Linked DNA regions of Homo sapiens: all the other regions are linked to region 1. A link is an interaction called in ENCODE POLR2A ChIA-PET data of the cell type or tissue named here. Cell type or tissue: PC-9. All regions are shown on one strand. Each heading gives the region's core, and the rest is flanking DNA. Links, peaks and the distances in the headings are about the cores only. Region 1 overlaps JAZF1 (JAZF zinc finger 1). Region 2 overlaps JAZF1 (JAZF zinc finger 1). Region 3 overlaps JAZF1 (JAZF zinc finger 1).

Region 1 (6,328 bases), core at 784-5,783:
TATGCTGAAGAACAGTATGTACATATTTTAACCTTTGTGTCTGATATATACTGAAATATGCAGTGTCAGTATCTATAAATGAAACCCTGTAGCTGTCGCAGCTGTCTTGACTTCTGAAAAACCTACAGCTCATTTCTAGTCATTCTCATGCTGATAATGTTAGAAAAAAGAAACACATGCGAACATACACTCTTCTCTGTCACAGATACCGCAATAAATTCCAGATCACAAGATATACTGGGAAAGGCATCTCTCTTGCTCTCTTTCTTTTTAAAATGACTTTTATTGAGATTAGTTTGACCATTTTAGCCAATATTTTAAGGACTAACAGATTCATGAGTTACCATTGTTGGCATCTGAGGTGACCCAACTAGCCTTTGGTAAGATTCATGACTACCAAAATATGTTGGTTCTTTTTTCCTTTGATTTCCTTGGTCATCTTCTGCTTGACTTCTTTTTAAAAACGTAATATACTGTGTCAGCCATTTTAAAAAAAAAAACTTTTTCTGATTATTAGGGAAATAGTAAAAAGTAAGCTTTGAAAATGGTTTTGGTGGTAGGGGTGGATCATTTATATTGTACCCATTCTTGTACAATATTTTAGGTTCAGTGGTTCAATTTTTTGAGTCCCATTCTAATTTTATAAGCATCTGTGGCAAGATTCTAATTGGGTCATACATTTAACTATTGTATCATGAGCATTCTCCATGTTGCTGCATCTTCAAAATTACTGTTTTAGTGGCCACATAATATTCCATAAGATAGAGTTCACCGAAACATGCCCTTCATTTCGTCATGATGGCTGCTTACAAGCTTTCATTATTATAAATTACACTGAAGCAAACATTTTTCATTGTTCCAAAAAAGATCCACCTAATGGATCTTTTTCCCTTTAGATCATTTTCATAGAACCTTTTCTCAGAAGTGGTTGGACTGGGGAAAAAGGATACAGATGTTACAATGCTATTTACCAGTGAGTTTCCAATTTTTGTAACAATTTTTGTGTGTTTTGGATGATAATATTCATTAAACATTTCCAAGGGAAAACTTAGTCTTTTTACTAAATCCCAAAACATGTTGGAGGAAGAGGGTATAATGGAAGCACTAGAGAAATTCACAATTGCCATCACTATATTATGGGTATATAGGTATATAAGCAACCAATTCAGATGTTGTCCTCATTCTTCATTGAAGAAATTGTGTTAAAAGAAAGTGCTGCTTACATCCAGCCCTTTAATCTTCAATCTACTTCAGTTTATTAAAAATGGAGCCATTGCCTGGCATGTTGGCTCATGCCTTAATCCCAGCACTTTGGGAGCCCAAGGTAGGAGAATTGCTTGATCCCAGGAGTTTGAAATCAGCCTGGGCAATGTAGCAAGACCTTGCCTCTACCAAAACAAAACAAAACAAAACAAAACCGGTGTGGTGACGTGCACCTACAGTCTCAGCTACTCGGGAGGCTGAGGTAGGAGGATCACTTGAGGCCAGGAGATCAAGGCTGCAGTGAACTGTGATTGCACCACTGCACTCCAGCCTAGATGACAGAGCAAGACCCTGTCTCCAAAAAAAAAGGGGGGGGGGGAATTGCAAACATTGATCCATTTGCTATCATTTGTGCAATTATTTGAATGTTTGTGACACATCACAACAATGTGCAAGACCCCAGGATTGACAGCTACCCCCAATTTACCATTATAACTTAATATGAGTAATCATAGGGAACAAGCATGGCAATTTTGAATTTGGAATGAAATAAAAGAGTAGTTTTTTTTCCTCATCCAAGCATTTGCTCTGATCCTCTTAACAGTTGGAAAGAGAGCTCCAAAGCTACATTGTTTCCAATTTAAAGTTAATTGAAATTTAACTGTGATATGGAGGAACATGATTATTACCATACTCCTAAAATTGTCCTTGACTTAAATAGAAAATGTTTGCAGAATGCTGTATGCCAAATTGTAACGTAGTATACATGAGAACATATTCCCCAGAAAATTCTGTATTATTATGTATTCCCCTTCATTCACAGAAAATCCATCCCAAAGAATTAAACTTTGCAGCACAATCTGAATTTGGAATTCAGATTCCCTAATAATGAAGGTTTGCCATGTTCAGCTTGCTGAGTTTATTAAACAGGTGAATGCTAACCCCACACAGTGAAGTTTTAAAAGGAGGGATAGTGGGTAGATCATTTCTGTTAAGCTTCAGAGCTTCAGTCTATTCATTTAACAAGGACAAAAAAGATTTGCAGTGTATTTCAGAAAGGCATATGTAGGATTATTCCACAGCAAGGGCCAAAGTTCAAATTCCCTAGAATATCAGGGGAAATTCTCCCCTCAGCATGTTACTGTTTTTAAAACAACTGCTTTTCTTGCTGATTAGACGTGATTTTAATTCCAGGACTAAATACAAAATGAAAGCAGCAGATAGGGAAGCCCTTGCATATCTTCTTGCTTTTACCCTAAGCCTGGCCATTAAAGGTAATTAATTTATGGGCTGGCAAAGCCTACTGCCTTTCCTCTATGGATTTGTTAGTTCTGCATTCAATATGGGATTCCAAATATAACTTGTATCCACCATTTATAAAATACAAGGACTGATCCCTTTGGCTTCTCTTGTCCCTCAGAGATTCCAGGATTAGCATGAAAGCTTTCTGTTTTTAGAAAAGCAAGTCTTGACTCTCTGTGGATTGGGGAAGACTGTGAATCACCCAGCCATGAGAGCCAGTTGGATAAACTTTTCATAAGTGATGCATATGAACTGTGAGGCTTGGCCTTCCTAACACTTAATGGGTATGGTTGTCAGGGTAATTTCCTGAATATTACTATGATCACTTTTACCCTTTTTTAACATAACATCAACAAAGGCACATCTACAATCAGAAAATGTTGAGGAAAATGATTTCATACTTCTTACCTATGTGTATTTCCTCTTGTGTACAGTTAGTCTTGTTTTTGGTAAATATTCAATAAATTAAGTGAGAATATCCATACTGCAGTGAATCGTGTTGTTGTACATGAAGACTCTCAAGAATTCACATCAAACAAAAGTTGATATGAAAAAGCAAAGAGTGTTTATGATCACTATTTAAATAATCTATTATTATGGCTGAGATGCCATCTTCATTTTATAGATAAGGTAACAGAGCTCAAAAAGGTTACTCACCACTAGTGGAGCTGGGATTTGAACTCAGGTCTCTCCAGTGCCAAAGTCCTGGACCAGCATATAGCCTTCTGCCTCTAGGTGATGACAGTAAACCTTTGATACCCATGATGGAAAGATCCGGAGAGCATCATGAATCCCTAGATTCTCAAATACCATGGCATGGGTGTACAATTTCCCCCTTAAAATGCAGTGTTGCTCTGTCCGGAGCTCCTACTGGAACTGTTTAAATGACAATGTTTCCTTGTTTTATATTGACTGGTGGACAAGTCCAGCTAGCATCAAAGTCGGCATTCTATTCTTTATCCAAAAAGGAATTCTTCTGTAATCTGGCAAAACCTGTCCCTTTTTCCTTCTTTCCTGCCACCTCTGGCTCTTGCAGTAAGCTTTCTTTGGGGAGAATATTTTCCTGAAAAATAAACTCTTTAATGTCTTCACCAGAGTTCCTGGGCATATGTGTGGTGACAAATAGAAACCAGCTTCTCCCAGTTATGATGTGGTCTGGGACAATCAGTGGGTCTGAGTCATCGCCTGTGCCACTCACCCACACACCAGCCTTGGGCAGCAGTCGGAATTGAGAATCCTGCCTCAGGCAATTACGTTTCATATACACATCATATATTATAATTACATGTCGTGGGTCCGTGGGAGAGAGTATAGCTTAGTGACCAGGAACACAGACTCTGGAGGTAGACTACTTGAGTTGAAATTTCATCTTTGCTTCTGATAAGCTTGGTGGCCTTTGACAAGTTACTTAACCTCTGTGTGCCTTAGTTTATCCATCTGTAAAATGGAGGTTGTAATAGCTACCCTAACGACTGTTATAAGTACTAAATAAGTTAATGTTTGTAAAACAGTTAGAACAGTGCCTGGCACATAGTAAGCAATAAAACTGCCAGCTTTTATTGTCCTGGTTTCTCATAGAAGTTCAAACAGTAAGTCCTCAAATGCTGTGTTTCCATTTTGATGAAGAGGTTTGATTGACTCCATTTGCTTCTGCACTGCCTGCTCTCACATGCTCCCTCTATAACACCCCAGGGTTTTCTTTGGCCTGTCATGCTTCTCTTGGACTCCTCATTCTTAGCTGTGTTTGTTGTCTGTTCTGCCCACCTTCAGCATCTCCCCTCTGCTGCTTCCCTTGCCATTCCTTCCTTGTCTGCGTACCTTCCTGCACTTTTCTCCCAGCAGCCTCCACCAGGTTATGAGTTGGAGCCTCACGGACCTGAGCCTGCTGGGTGGCTTGGGAAACCAGGCTTTGTTCCTCCAGGTTTCACCCTCCTGTGGCTTTACTTTTTGCCAGATTTCTCCAATTCTCATTCTGCTGATGTGCCAACCCCTCAATTGTCAGGGCAACCACAGCAACCTCAGCCCTCTCTGCTGTCCAAAATATGTCAGCAGCCAGGCTGAACTTCCACCTCATGCCACAGCTTAACTCCTACAGAATACCCTGTTGTGCACTGAAGAATATACCAGCAAGACTGTCAGACATTGTTAGAGCCAGTCAATCCTTGTTACATTTTTACACAATGCCTTCTCTTCTAAGTCTGCCTGCTGGGTTCATTTGGCATGGGTTACCCCAAAGTGAGTGTAACCTAAAGAAATTGTGCACACAAGATAAACGTAGTGCCCTTGGCAAGAAAGATATGCAGGTTAAAAATTAGCATTTAGAGGTTTTTTCCCCAAAGGAGTAAATTCTCACTACTGGATTCCCTGGGTCCTTTCAGTCTTGTGATTTAAAGGAGACACATGAATTGATTAAAATTTTCCAGTGAAAATGCCATTCAATTAAATAAGCACAACAAGTCTAACTGGGAAGATTTCATGTTCTGAAGTTTGCGTTTTTCTCTTAGGAGGTGCTCACAGATGTATACCTTTTCCAGAGAGAAGAATTGAGGGATTTAAATGCATTTTTATGCTGAGTAAAGTAGGTGGCAAGGTAGCAGTATTTCACTCTAACCTCATTTTAGACCCCCAGTACGTTGGTACAGTCTGTCCTTATCATCTGTGAAAGGGCATCTGATCTGAGTATCATGCACTTCCACAAGATTAAGAAACTCATCTGCACATTTTTTTTTTTTTTTTGAGACAGCATCTCACTCTGTTGCCCAGGCTGGAGTGCAATAGCATGATCTCGGCTCACTGCAACCTCCGCCTCCTGGGTTCAAGCGATTCTCCTGCCTCAGCCTCCCAAGTAGTTGGGATTACAGGCACCCACCAACATGCCCAGCTAATTTTTTTATTTTTAGTAGAGATGGTGTTTCGCCATGTTGGTCAGGCTGGTCTCGAACTCCTGACCTCAGGGGATCTGCCTGCCTTGGCCTCCCAAAGTGCTGGGATTACAGGCATGAGCCACTGTGCCCAGCTGTTAATTCAGTTTTAGAGTGTCTGTAACATATGCTCTGTATGGAGAATGGTTACTGTATACTCGTGGGTGCCAGGTACTTTAGAAGAGACAAAGAAATATAACTGGTGGGTCTAGATACTCAAGATGACAAACATGGAAACTTAAATAGCAGTGTAAAGTATGTCACAGGGCCAAAGTATGTCCTTGTGCCAAGCTAATAGCTCAAATGATCAGTGCTATAACTTCATAGGGTTAAAGTAATCAGAGAAGTTTCATGGAGGAAAAAGTGAGATGGACTTTGCAGTATAAAGAGGAGTTGGCTAGCTAGAGAGGGAGAATGACATTTTATGTAAAAGGAATGGTAAAATGACTAGCCTAGAAGTATTTCCTGAGATTTGTTCAGGGAACCCTGATCATAATTAGAAAGCACTGGGACACCTGATGTCAAATCTTTATCTGCTGTTTACTCTGTGTGTGGCCTTGGACAGGTTCCCTTGGCAGGTTACAGCTATAATTTTCTCATCTGCAAAGTAAAGATAATACAGAAAAGTTAATAACATGTCTTTTTATTTTACCACTCAGTAGGCATTTCCTCAAATGATTGCTGCCATTAACATTACTCCTACTACTGTCACTGTTCTGCCACCACCACTGCCATTGCTAATCTTGCCATTACTCTTGCACTTTACTGGTACTGCTAGTAAAACCAATTACCGCTATTAGTACTACTCTAATTTCTATTAGCAGGTCACATCCCAGCTCCTTCCCTGCTTGTCTCCTTCTGCCCTCCCCATTGTCATCCATTCTTCTTTCCAAAAATTCTTT
Region 2 (6,328 bases), core at 600-5,599, 61 kb after region 1:
CATGTCAGAAATACCATCATCTGGAGCAATGAATTACCAGATTTGGGAGTGCTTGGAATCTCAGGGCCCATCTGCCAACTCCCCACAGCTTTTCTCAAAAGCTTGTTTTTGCTGAAAAATGGCAATGCCCAAAGGGCCATTGAAAAGGCAGAACAAAGCTTTTGAACTTCAAATGAAGCATAGTTGGATGTGATGTTCTACAGAGGGTCTGCTAGCAGACGAAGTCAGAGCCTTGTGCAACTTGATGAATCTGCCAAGCAGAGAACAGCCCTTAGCTGGATGGAAGGATGTCAGTCCAGCAGCTCATGGCATGGAGGGTCTCCTGTTGCCTGTCCTGCTGGAAAGACCCTCTATAATTTTGTTCTACTCTAGAAATCAAGGCCAGGAAGTAAGAAGAGGTGTATGAGTTTATAGATGGGCCCCAGCGTGTTGTCTAATGAGAGGAACCTTCTTTTTCTGTTCATGAGTAGTTATTGTATCTGTCTTCTTGAATTTGCCTGTGATTGCCATTTAATAGATACCATTGCAATTTAATAGATGCCTGGGCCGGGCACAGTGGCTCACGCCTGTAATCCCAACACTTTGGGAGACCAAAGTGGGCAGATTGCTTGATCCCAGGAGTTCAAAACTAGCCTGGGCAACATGGTAAAACCCCATCTTTACAAAAAGTACAAAAAATTATCCAGATGTGGTGGTGAACGCCTGTAGTCCCAGCTACTCAGGAGGCTGACATGAGAAAATCACACGGCTGCTAGTGAGCCATGATCATGCTACTGCATTCCAGCCTGGGCGACAGAGTGAGCCAAAAAATAAATAAAAATAACATTAATGCCTGCAGAATCAGTAAAGGTGGCTCTTTGCTTTCAGAATCAGCAAAACTCATGATGGCAGTATTTAAAATCCTAATATTCCGTGCCCCAAAGTAACCAAATGCTAGTGTAGATGGCAGAAGGTGAAAGGTTTGCGAGTTAAGATTTCCAGTACAAGTGTTAGTCACTTCTTTTTTTTTTTTTTTTTTTTTTTAAGACGGAGTCTCGCTCTGTCGCCCAGGCTGGAGTGCAGTGGCGCGATCTCGGCTCACTGCAGGCTCCGCCTCCCAGGTTCACGCCATTCTCCTGCCTCAGCCTCCTGAGTAGCTGGGACTACAGGCACATGCTGCCATGCCTGGCTAATTTTTTGTATTTTTAGTAGAGATGGGGTTTCACTGTGTTAGCCAAGATGGTCTCGATCTCCTGACCTTGTGATCTGCCCATCTCGGCCTCCCAAAGTGCTGGGATTACAGGCGTGAGCCACCGTGCCCAGCATGTTAATCACTTCTTTTATGAACCAGGAACCTGACATTTGTTAAGCACGAAGTGTCAGGCCCTGTTCTAAGTGCTTTATGAATATTAACTTACTTAATCCTCACCACAACCCTTGGTCGGACCTGTCATTGTCACCATTTATAGATGAGAAAATGGCAGCACCGAAAGGCTAGGTAGGTAACTTGCCCAATGTCATCACACAGCTAGCAGGGCATGGATCAGGGATTTGAATCTAGACAGTCTACCTCCAAAGCCCACCCTCTTAACTGCTACACTAATATATTCAGACTCCAGACCATGACCTCCCAGGGGGTCAAGAAGTCAATGTGGTGGTCATGACCATCATATTTTGTTAAAATGAAATAGAACAGGAAAATGACAGAGTATATCACATGTAGTAAAGATTGTTTTGTGAAATTTCTGTTTCAGATATTTATATTAAAATGTCTTGTCCTTGAGTCCAGAAATGTTTCATTATTCATAATTTTTTAGATTTCATAAAGATAATATAGTAGAAATACTTCATATTACATAATACCCCCATTAGGGTCTGGGGCAGCCCCATATAATCACGTACATTAATATTTATACAGTGAAACACATGAATATTTTCAGTAAATACAATAAAATCTGTAAGTAGCCTTTCACCCAGTCAGGTTAGTTTGCCTTCCAATGATGTTTTAGTGCCAAACTTTATTTTTAAAAAATTTCAGGTTTCAGAGCTTTGGAGATCTCAAAATTGCAGGTTGCAGGCCTATTTATACATGTGAGCGCACCAGGTCGCACCGTGAGATACGTTTCTTATAATGGGTTGAAGTCAAAACAAAGTTTGAAAAATACTGCACAGTGCTATTGCTGGAATCATTCACTGTTAGAACTGGGAAGGACCCTAGCAGTGATGTATTCCATATATCCATAAAACCAAATCTCAATTTTAACAGGTAGAAAAACTAGGACCACAAAAGTGAATACAGTGACTCCCGGAGGCCACCAGTTTCTTTGCCCCAGAACAAGCCTCCTGGCGACATGCAGTGCAGGCCTCTGGACCATGTGTCCTCTCCAGAGTCTCATAATCACAGCCACATCACACCACACATCTTGGAGTTTTCAGTTTTTTCTGAGACTGCAGTTTCAAGTGGTCACTTCAGTTTCTGAGTTCTCTGATCCAGTGAAAGCCAAGTGATTTTTTTCCCCAGCAGGTCACTTAGACTCAGGTGTTTTGGCCATGGAGTGAGGTGGCAATGGAGTCTCTGCCCAGGTTCCAGCAAATAGTGTACATTTCCTGAGTTTGTGGTTGAAACTAGTCTCCCTGGACCAGCAGTTGACATTTTCCCCCTGTGGAGTTATATTCATGTTTCCACGTTGAGCATGTCAGACTGAATGAACATTGTGGTCTGAGGATTTAAAAGATTTATAATGGAGTCTTGAAAATTTACTTAAGGAATATGTACTTCCCCTAGCAATAACAAATATTGCTACAAATGACCATATTAAATTAAAGTAACTTAGACATTTCTGATTTGTAGGGAAGTTGAAATTAATCTTACAGCAGTTTCAGTTTCAAAATGAAAACACTGCTTTGCCTGACCGCAGATTTTCAGGCTGTTAGTCAACAGTGAGTGAAAGAGTCTCAAGTGACTTTTTTTCTTTAAGAAATATTCAGTGTTCTCTACGTGTAGAAAAATGTTAGAAGGAAAAACCCTAAAATATCAACCATAGTTTTATCTGGGTAATACGTCTCTTAGAAAAAAAAAAAAAAAGTTTTTACACAGGAAACATCAAAAATTCTTTTCATAAGCTGAATGGTAGGTACACGGATTTCTATTTTATTAAAATCTTTATGTGTGGAAATGTATATATTGATTTGCATATATATTCCATAATTTTAAAAAATACCTTTATTTCATTTCTTTTCCTAACCTGTGTGTTGGTCAATTAAAAAACTTTTTAAACATAAGTCACAAATCCATAAAAAATGTTCTGTAAATGTTCTTTACTGAGATATATTACTTTTTACAATTTTAAAAAAGAAGACTTTCTTATTCATTCTTCGTTCCTTCCCTGATTAATTCCTTTAGTGAGTAGGCAAGAAGCCCGGTTCAAATGCTTTTTTTTCCCCACATTAAAAAATAATAATCACTAGAAGGTGTACTGGCAAATGTTGAACTGACTTGGGGAGGAAAAAAGTCTCAATTTGTGTTATTGCCAGTTTCTGTGGTGTAAATACTCCTGCCATAGCCAATTTCAAGCTACCCACATGTTACTGAACACAGAGTAGGTTACTTTGCATTATACAGAATATAGTTATAAATAATTCTACCAAATAGATAAAATGTTAATGTAAATAACAAGAATATAGATAATATTAAAATTCAATAAAATAAGTGATGAGCCTTGAGTTAAATATCCTTGTTTTTAACAAAGCACTTGATTTAATTATTTACGTCATTTAGTTTTTAATAACGGCTGTGTTTAACAACAGACTCACCAAATCCCTGAAAATTTAAGTCAGCTTTCACAACCCAGTATGAGCCAGCTCCAGCACACGGCGGCTGCCAGATCAGAGCAGTGTCACCATTGCAAAGCAGAGAGAATTCTGGGAGGTGGGCACAGCCAGCCTTTCCCAGATCGTAGCCCAGTGGGGCTACAATTCCAGAGACCTCCCCTGCCACAACCGGGGAGCCCAGTGGTCCCACACAGCAGGATGGACTGACATTGAGAGGATGAGCCTTTTGTTCTCCCAGCTGCCCACTGCCCCCATGTAAACCGCCAGAGGAGTTCTCACTGCATTTCCCCAGTCCCCATGCTCCAGCTCCCTGAACACTTTCAACTGTGAAAACCATGACAGCATCCCCAGGCTTGACTGGGCCCTGATGCCAGCTCTGCCACTATCCTAAATGACCTCAAACAGGTCACACCACCTCAGTTCACAGTTACTGTAACAAATGAGGGGGCTGGACCTGATGATCTGACTTAACCAAGGTTCCTTCCTGCTCTAAAACCCAAGTGAGTCAGGCGCAGTGGCTCACACCTATAATCCTAACACTTTGGGTGGGAGGATTGCTTGAGCCCAGGAGTTTGAAACCAGCCTGGGCAACATAGAGAGACCCCATCTCTACAAAAAATCCAAAAATTACCTGGGCATGGGGGGGCGTGCCTGTAGTCTCAGCTACTTGGGAGGCTGAGGCAAGAAGATTGCTTGAGCCCAGGAGGTTGGTGCTTCGGTGCACTGTAATCACACCACTGCACACCAGCCTGGGTGACAGCGAGACCCTGTCTCCAAAAAAATATCCACATCAGCCGTGATTACTGAGGGCTTCAGAAAGATCACCAGTGGTGTCCAGACTCATTGAGGAAAGCTTAGGCCACTGAGTCACATGACTTGCTTAACCTGAACTCAGCCTTGGCAACACGGTTAATCTTTCCAGACCTGATATTTGGTGAAACAGGGAACATAGTCCTCATTTGTTGGCCAGAATCACAGCCTTTGCTGTGCCTCCTTGGCTTCTCTAGACACTTTTGTCTCCCCAAATGGCTCCTTGCCACTAGGAATCTGCCCACCTTTTGACAGACAGCTGTGCTGATGGAACATTGCTCAAAAACTTGAGAATTTACTTACTAAATTAAGTCTCAGAAAATGGGTTAAGTCATGGTTAATGAAGGGAGGAGGAAGAGGAGCAGCATGCTAGTGCAGGGGAGACACGGGCCCTTTTTAACCAGGGTTCCCACAGCGTTTGTGTGGCATTCCTGTGTGTGTTTGTGGGGGCGGGTGGTGTGGGTGTGTGTGTGTATGGTTGTCACTAGAACAAATTGTGCAGCTGTGTACCTTGGTATGTCAAGGTTACCATGATTTATAGGTTGTATGTCCAAGTTCACAACACCAAGAGAGGAGGGAGAACTGCAGGAGGAAGTCTTAGCGACAGGGCTTTAAGAATGTGTTTCATGTTTAATGCTTTTAACATGGGTGCCTTGTTCTTGCTTCTAGAAAGCACTATAGAAGATATAACCCCAATCCAGATTGCTGTCTGTAGCTGGCCAAACCCATGTGAGGGTGAAGGTGGGGTTTGTGTGTGTGAATGTTGTTATGGTTGTTTATAGTTGTTGTGTTATATCTGAGCTGTAGGAGAGTATTTTACAACAAGAGGTATGAGTTCTGTAATCCCAGCACTTGGGAGGCCGAGGCAGGTGCAGCACTTGAGGTCAGTAGTTCAAGACCAGCCTGGCCAATGTGGTGAAACCTTGTCTCTACTAAAAATACAAAAATTAGCTGGGCATGGTGGTGGCACTTGTAGTCCCAGTTATTTGGGAGGCTGAGGCAGGAGAATTGCTTGAACCAGGAGGCAGAGGTGAGCCGAGATCGTGCCACTGCACTCCAGCCTGGGCAACAGTGCGAGACTCCATCTCAAAAAAAAAAAAAAAAAAACCGATGTATATATATATATATATATGAGTTAGACGTAGAGAAGCCTTTCTCTCTCTGCCTCTGGCTGTCTCTCCCTCTGTCTCTTACACTGGATATGCACCCTCTGGGTTTATTCCATTCAGCCATTCCACAAACGGAATTTCTGCTCTACACGAGGCACGTGTGTGCTCAGTGCTTTCAGAGCCATGGGTGTGTGGTGTGTCCTCAAGACACTTGGAGTTGAGTAAGGTGGACAAAATATAGAGACATAACGATATAATAATGCTTTATGTAATTAATAACAGCTTCTGCATTTTGAGCCACTTGGTACATGACAGGCCAATTACCTCATTTACTCTCACAACAGTCCTCTGAAGTTGAAATGTTATTGCCCCGTCTGCCAACAAGTCACCTTCTTAGGTTGTGAACATTCAGACTCACAGATGACCGTGGGCCACATAGGGCACTGGGTCTGTTCAGAGGATGGAGGACAAGTCGCCTTCTGCAGGCACCCTTGCAGCAGTGCACGTGGGAGTCTGTTCAGGTGCAGAGAGGTAGGAGTGGAAGCTATCCTGGTAGAAGAGCCTCACGCCCCATAGGAGCCAAAGCTCTTGAAACACGC
Region 3 (6,328 bases), core at 709-5,708, 120 kb before region 1:
ACAATGTTGCAACAATGTTACAATGTTGTAAGCAACATTTCTTACCCAATGTCAGGGCCCAATGTTTTTACTGGCTGGGTCAGCGGACAAGGCTTTTCCTTGAATAATGCTCACATAAAGAACTTTAAAAATGTATCTGATGGCCTGTGGGTTAAGGCAGCAGTAGCATTAATTGACATAGTGATAAAGAAGTTTGTAGCACTGCATTTTGAAAAATATAAAATAATACAGCACTCTTGGCACTTCATATGCTGTGTGTATTTTAGTCTTCACGGCAACCCTGTGAAGTAAGTGGTTGGTCGTGCTCTTACAGCTTTGCAAACAGCCTTAAAAAGTTTCCATACATTTTCTGAGTTCACATAGCATGTGAGCTGTGGAGCTGGGATGGGAAACAAGGTCTGTGTTATTCTGCAACCCATGGTACTCCCATTACGTATCAATAACTCATAGGTCAGGTACTAAAATATTCATAATCATGAGTTTATGCAGTAAATATCCGTTGAGTGGCTGTCATGTGGTAGGCCTTGTGCAGATTCTGGGGTTGTGATATGAGTGAGACAGCCTTAGGGTATATGCACGAGTGGGGCAGGGATACTGAGACGTTACAGGAACTTACACTTGAGGCACAAGGGCTAAACTGAGAGATGTGAACCCCAAGAGAGCATGTGGAAGGGGCGCTTGATCTAGGATTGAGGGGGTTCAGGCAAAACTTACCAGAAGCCAAAAAGCTGGAAGGCAATGGCCCCAGCCAGGTAGAGGGGATTTGGATGAGGGAAAACATTTTAATCCACGAGTACAGCAGAAGCAAAGGAGGTGAGAAAATGTGTTTCCATGAGGGACAGGCCAGAGCACTCAGTGGTGGTCAGCTCTGGAAGGGCTTTGCAATCCCAGTTGGAGGAGTTTTGACTTTCTCACAGACTGAAGGAAGGCACTGGTGGGTTCTGAGCTGGGAATGAGGTGTCCAGGTCAGCATTTGAGAAGCTGGCCCTGGCTACCTTGTGGAGCAGGGAATAGTAATGGTGGCACCGAGGCAAAGGCCCCCTTTGCAGTCACTGGGAGTGGAATTGGAAGTGGACTTTGGTGATGTTCAGCAGGTGGATGCACAGTCCTTGGGGATTTATGGGATGTGAGGGGTAAGGTTCCAGAGAGGGGCCAAGGATGGCTCATGGGTGTCTGGTGGGACATGTGCCTTTCACCCAGAAGAGGCTGCGAGGAGGGAGACCAGGGCAAGGGAGCTTCAAACATACTGCAGCGTGGGGAGCTACTGGTTATACATGTCCAATAGGCAGCTGGAGCTGGAGGAAGAGATTTGAGAGCCATCAGCATACAGATATTAACTAAAATCACAGGAGAGGAAAGACCGTGTGGTATGAGAAGAGAACCTAAGAAGATCCCCAAGGTCAAAGACTCACCAAGGGTGGACAGAGAAAAGGGAGCCTGCACAGGAGTAGAGTGAACGGGCAGAGGCGGGAGAGCAACGGGAAGCCCAGGAAGGAGAGTTCAATGAGGAACACTCCTCAGCCCAGTGAAATGTTGCAGAGAAAGCCAAATAGACAAGGGCTGCAAGGGTGAGTGACATCCTCGCCTCCCCACGCCCCCATGCATTGTCTTGAAGGAGGTGATGCTTTGGCATGATTTGTCTGAGAAATTCTACCAGGTCTTACTTCATTTTGTCAGAGGGACCTGTCTAAAGGATACTTTAGCAGGCTAAAGTTTCAAGTCTCCAGATACTTTCTCATAATCATCAAACATACTCTACTCTAAAATAGCCTAAGGACTTTTAAATAATAAACTTATTGTTATCGCAGAATGTAGCATTTTTAGGTTGAAAGTAATTTTAGAGATCAACTTATTTAGCCCCTTAATATTACTGTCAGTCATTGATTTATTCTATAAATGGTTATTAAACTCTAGTATCATCCAGGTATATAGATTAATAGTTTTACTATAGTGATCTTTTTAAGAAAGCATAAGAGTGCAGCATTTTGTGGTAATGAAAATGGCATAATATGTGAATTAATAGAAATAGAGAAAATTCAGTCCATGTTAATTTTTTTCTCTCTCTGGAAAGATGGAAACACATATAAATGCAGATTGACCCATCCTCCACAAAGTTTTGAGTATCACAAACTCCCTGGCCTTGATGTTTTATTAAATTCTTCCCTGGGGTCTTGTCCCACTTCGCTCTCTGGTGGTGTCGAGGCTTCTGGACAAGGGGAAAGGGTGGAGCAGAGGCCGCTACAATGCCCCAGGCTCACCAGCTTGTCCAAGTGCGTGGACACTGTGTTCTGTAGCCCCAGGTAACTTTTCAAGTCCCCAAAACCCCAGCTAAGCAGCGTGAAGAAGTAGAATAGCTGGGGGAATGGCGCAGCTTGCTGTTTTTTGGTGCTGGTTATGACCAAACCTTAGAAAAAGCATCTGGTGCCCCGAAGTGCTGGATGCTCTCCCTCTTGCTCCCCTCTGCAGGCACAGCCCCCCAGGCACTCCCGCACTCCTTCCCCCATGTTGGTGTTGGTTCCTCCGAGCTGGTCATCCTGTCTTCATTTACTGTTTATCTGCATGTGGCTTCCTCATCGTTATGTGATTTCCTTGGGGAGGGGCTGGCTCCATTCCAGGCTTACTGAAGAGTAACAACACTGGGCTTAGCCCTGTCTCAAAACCTTAACCTGACTGGGTCACATCCCAGAGATGTCCCCCGCTGCCCTGAGGTCAAAGAATGCAAGGCCTGCTTTATCTCTGCCAGCTGCCTTTCCTGTGCTGGTCCCCACGAGGTTTTCTTGACTTTTCCTCTAATTTACCAGCTTACTACTCTGTATCTTTTGAGGAACTTTGATGCCCTCCCTTCCCCCCTACAGGCACACCTTGCTTTACCACACTTGGCAGACAGTGCATTTTTTTTTTTGTTTTTTTTTACAAATTGTAGGTTTATGGCCATTTTCCCAATGGCATGTGCTTGCTTTATGTCTCTGTGTCACATTTTGGTAATTCTTGCAATATTTTAAATTTCATTGTTATTGTATCTGTCATTGTGATCTGTGATCGGTCATCTTTGACTTTACTATTGTAATTGGTGGTGCCATGAACTGCACCCATATAAGACGGTGAACTTAATCAATAAATGTTTTATGTGTTGACTGCTCTATCAACAGGTCCTTCCTCTGTCTCTCTTCCTCTCCCTGAGCCTGCCTATTCCTGGAGACATGGCAGTGTTGAAATTAGGCCAATTAATAACCTTATGATGACCTGTAAGTGTTCAAGTGAAAGGAAGAGTAACACGTCTCTCACTTTCAATCAAAAGCTAGCAAGGATTAAGCTTAGTGAGGAAGGCATGTTGAAAGCCAACACAGGCTGAAAACTCGGCTTCTTGCACCAAACAGTTAGCCAAGTTGTGAATGCAAGGAAAAAGTTCTTGAGGGAAATTAAAAGTGTTACTCCAGTGAACACATGAATGATAAGAAAGCAGAACAGCTTTATTGCTGATAGGGAGAAAGTCTGAGTGTTCTGGATGGAAGACCAACACAGCCATAACATTCCCGTAAGCCAAAGCCTGATCCAGAGCAAGGCCCCAAGTCTCTTCAATTCTATGAAGGCTGGGTGAGGTGAGGAAGCTGCAGAAGAAAAGTTGAAAGCTAGCAGAAGTTGGGTTCATGAAGTTTAGGAAACTAAGCCATCTCCGTAAGGTGAAAGTGCAAAGTGAGGCAGCAAGTGCTGATGGAGAAGCTGCAACAATTTATCCAGAAGATCTAGCTTGGATGACTATAAGCATTTTTACAAAGTATTTTTTAGCAATAAAATATTTTAAAATTAAGATATATACTTTTTAAAGACATGTTATTGCACACTTTATAGACTACAGTATAGTGTAAATATAACTTTATGTGCACTGGGAAATCAAAAAATTAGTGTGACTTGCTTTATTGTGATATTTGCTATTGCAATGGTCTGGAACCAGACCAGCAGTATCTCTGAGTTATGCATCTAGATTACTCCCTGATCCATGGTGCTAGCTGAACAATCAGCAGGGTTCGTAAACCGATGCTGCAGTCAATAAAGGTTATTAACAGCATATTGGATGTTGTGATGAGATTAGAAGAAAGCATTTGAAACATGGCCTACTACATAGTGAGTACAATTAAATGTTTCTAATTAAAAATTTTAGAGAGGCGCCAAGTTCTTAAGTTCCTACTCAGTTCATCAGCAAGCATGTATTGATTTGCTTGTGGTTGTCATCCTTATCATTATTTTAATATTTGCTAACCTATGGGTAAACTCTCAGGTCATTTTTGTTCAGGAGACTTGTCAGTTTTATGATTTCTCATAATGAATTCCCTTAAGTGATATTTATATTTTATTTTGCTCCTCGTGGCTTAGTTTTCCAGTATTTCTTATTCTATATCAGTGTCTGTCAGAGAAAAATGGGATTGAAGATGTATTTTGAGTTAAGAAGTGATAAAAACAGAAGCGGGAGGCAGCTCCAAGTGAAGGTGGTTGCTGTGATGGAATTTGGTGATCAGAGTCCAAGTGAGGTACATCTTTTAAATTATGCGCATGGCCGGGTGTGGTTGGCTCACACCTGTAATCCTAACACTTTGGGAGGCCCAAGCAGGCGGATCACCTGAGGTCAGGAGTTCAAGAGCAGCCTGCCCAACTTGGTGAAACCCTGTCTCTACTAAAAATATTTTAAAAATTAGCCTGGCATGGTGGTGGGCACCTGTAATCCCAGCTACTTGGGAGGCTGAGGCGGGAGAATTGCTTGAACCTGAGAAGTGGAGGTTGCAGTGAGCAGAGATCACGCCACTTGCACTCCAGCCTGGGCAACAGAGCAAACTCTGTCTCAAAAAAAAAAAAAAAAATTATGGGCATTTTAGATTTTCCATCTGTAAAGAAAGGAGGAGGAACAATGTGGCATCTCAGGTCCCTACCAATTCTAAAAGTCAGTTATTCTAGTTCTAGAGTACAGGCAAAACTATGGATGGCTTTTTGTTCCTACAATTTTTATGAACATTTTCACTGGCTTTAATATCCATGTCCAAAGTAACAGGGAAGGTAGGACTTTTCACCAATACTCAACTGATCTGCTGCTTCTCTTCTTTTCCAGTGTTTTCCACTTTTCAAAAATTTTTATCATGGACTAGTAGTGCAAGAAAAGGGGCCAGAGTATAGTGTCCGGATTCACTGTTCATAAATGGCATTACAAAAAAAACCCAAGTAGATCCTTTGAATTGTATATTTCATGTCAAGTGGCCCTCTCTCTATTCGCCTGGCAATTAAGAGTTGGTTACATGAAATTAATCTGGTAGTAATACAATCTTCAGTTCACAAAATAATTTTCTTTGCCTTTGAGTAGCAATGCAGCCTGCCTACCGCAAGAGGGCAGTGTAGGTGATTGCATGGAGATGGCTTCTGCAAAAAGAAATGACGTTTATGACACTAGTTTCCAGCTTAGAGAGCATTTTCACATGCACATATGATGGTCTCAGCAGTTCTCTGTGATGGGTGAAGCATGCATAATCGCTCCCATTTTATAGATGGAGAAACTAATGCTAGAAAGGCTTAAAGATAATTTGCATAGAGTTGCACAGCTGATAAATGCCATGCAGTGCTTGAATCCAAGTCTCTTGCCACTATACCATCCTGCCCGTAAGTGGTACATTATCATCATACGAGTGACTTCCTAATGTACAGTTGAGAGGCTGTACAAACCTAGGAAACATCTGTTCTATGGGAAAAATTCTCAATTTTTTTCATCTAACACAGCATCTTGTGAAAACTTTCAAGACTTATGTTTTCTTCTGTTCCATAAAGATGGGAAAGGCCAGGAATTATTTGTCTCATAAGTGCCACCATGCACAGCCATCATTGCAGTCTCAGTTATTTTGAGCTAGATTACATAGTGGGTCTTAAATAGTAGATGGGGAGGAGAAAGAGGTCAAAGTGAAGGAGAAATCAGGACCCGGATGTACATAATCCAAATTACCACTTCCTCAGTTTCCATGGTGAACGTGGAAATTCCCCATGGACTCCCAGAGCTCCAGCTCTTTAAGTAGTTTCAAAGGAGAGAGCAGAATACAGTAAAGGCAGAAGCAAGGCTAAATCAGAACCAAAACAAAGCACCCTGTTTTTGTACACCCAGATGAAGATTTTTCTAAGCTCCCAAATTCTAAGACCTAACACTGGGTGGCCTGCAAGCAGTCAGACAAGTGGTCACTTTGCTGGAGGACTTATATACCAAATTTATTCTACTGGGATTTTGCCACTTTTTTTTGTAGTTAAGGTGGTTCTATCAGGTAATTAATTTTAAGTGCTTTTATTTATTTGTTGTAGAAAA

Evidence for each region. Peaks named below come from ENCODE experiments on the same cell type or tissue, not always from the same donor. Only the 100,000 strongest peaks of a DNase experiment are listed, where the experiment ranks them.
Region 2: POLR2A ChIA-PET joins it to region 1 with 5 read pairs; 3 of 35 experiments call an interaction of 5 or more read pairs at or near these places.
Region 3: POLR2A ChIA-PET joins it to region 1 with 6 read pairs; 2 of 35 experiments call an interaction of 5 or more read pairs at or near these places.

Annotation. Positions count from the first base shown.
Region 1 is chr7:27,958,813-27,965,140 of GRCh38, reverse strand. The region is part of intron 2 of JAZF1 (JAZF zinc finger 1); the gene reads left to right. Among named protein-coding and RNA genes, the nearest start is that of JAZF1-AS1, 220 kb to the left of the region's middle. In PC-9, for the core only: no CTCF peak of the experiment used is centred there; a DNase peak (open chromatin) is centred at 3,660.
Region 2 is chr7:27,897,711-27,904,038 of GRCh38, reverse strand. The region is part of intron 2 of JAZF1 (JAZF zinc finger 1); the gene reads left to right. Among named protein-coding and RNA genes, the nearest start is that of TAX1BP1-AS1, 160 kb to the right of the region's middle. In PC-9, for the core only: no CTCF peak of the experiment used is centred there; DNase peaks (open chromatin) are centred at 2,559 and 2,938; H3K4me3 peaks cover 999 bases; H3K27ac peaks cover 1,568 bases.
Region 3 is chr7:28,077,516-28,083,843 of GRCh38, reverse strand. The region is part of intron 1 of JAZF1 (JAZF zinc finger 1); the gene reads left to right. Among named protein-coding and RNA genes, the nearest start is that of JAZF1-AS1, 100 kb to the left of the region's middle. RefSeq lists an enhancer at 5,692-6,328. In PC-9, for the core only: CTCF peaks have their summits at 5,148 and 5,352 (motif pointing right); no DNase peak of the experiment used is centred there.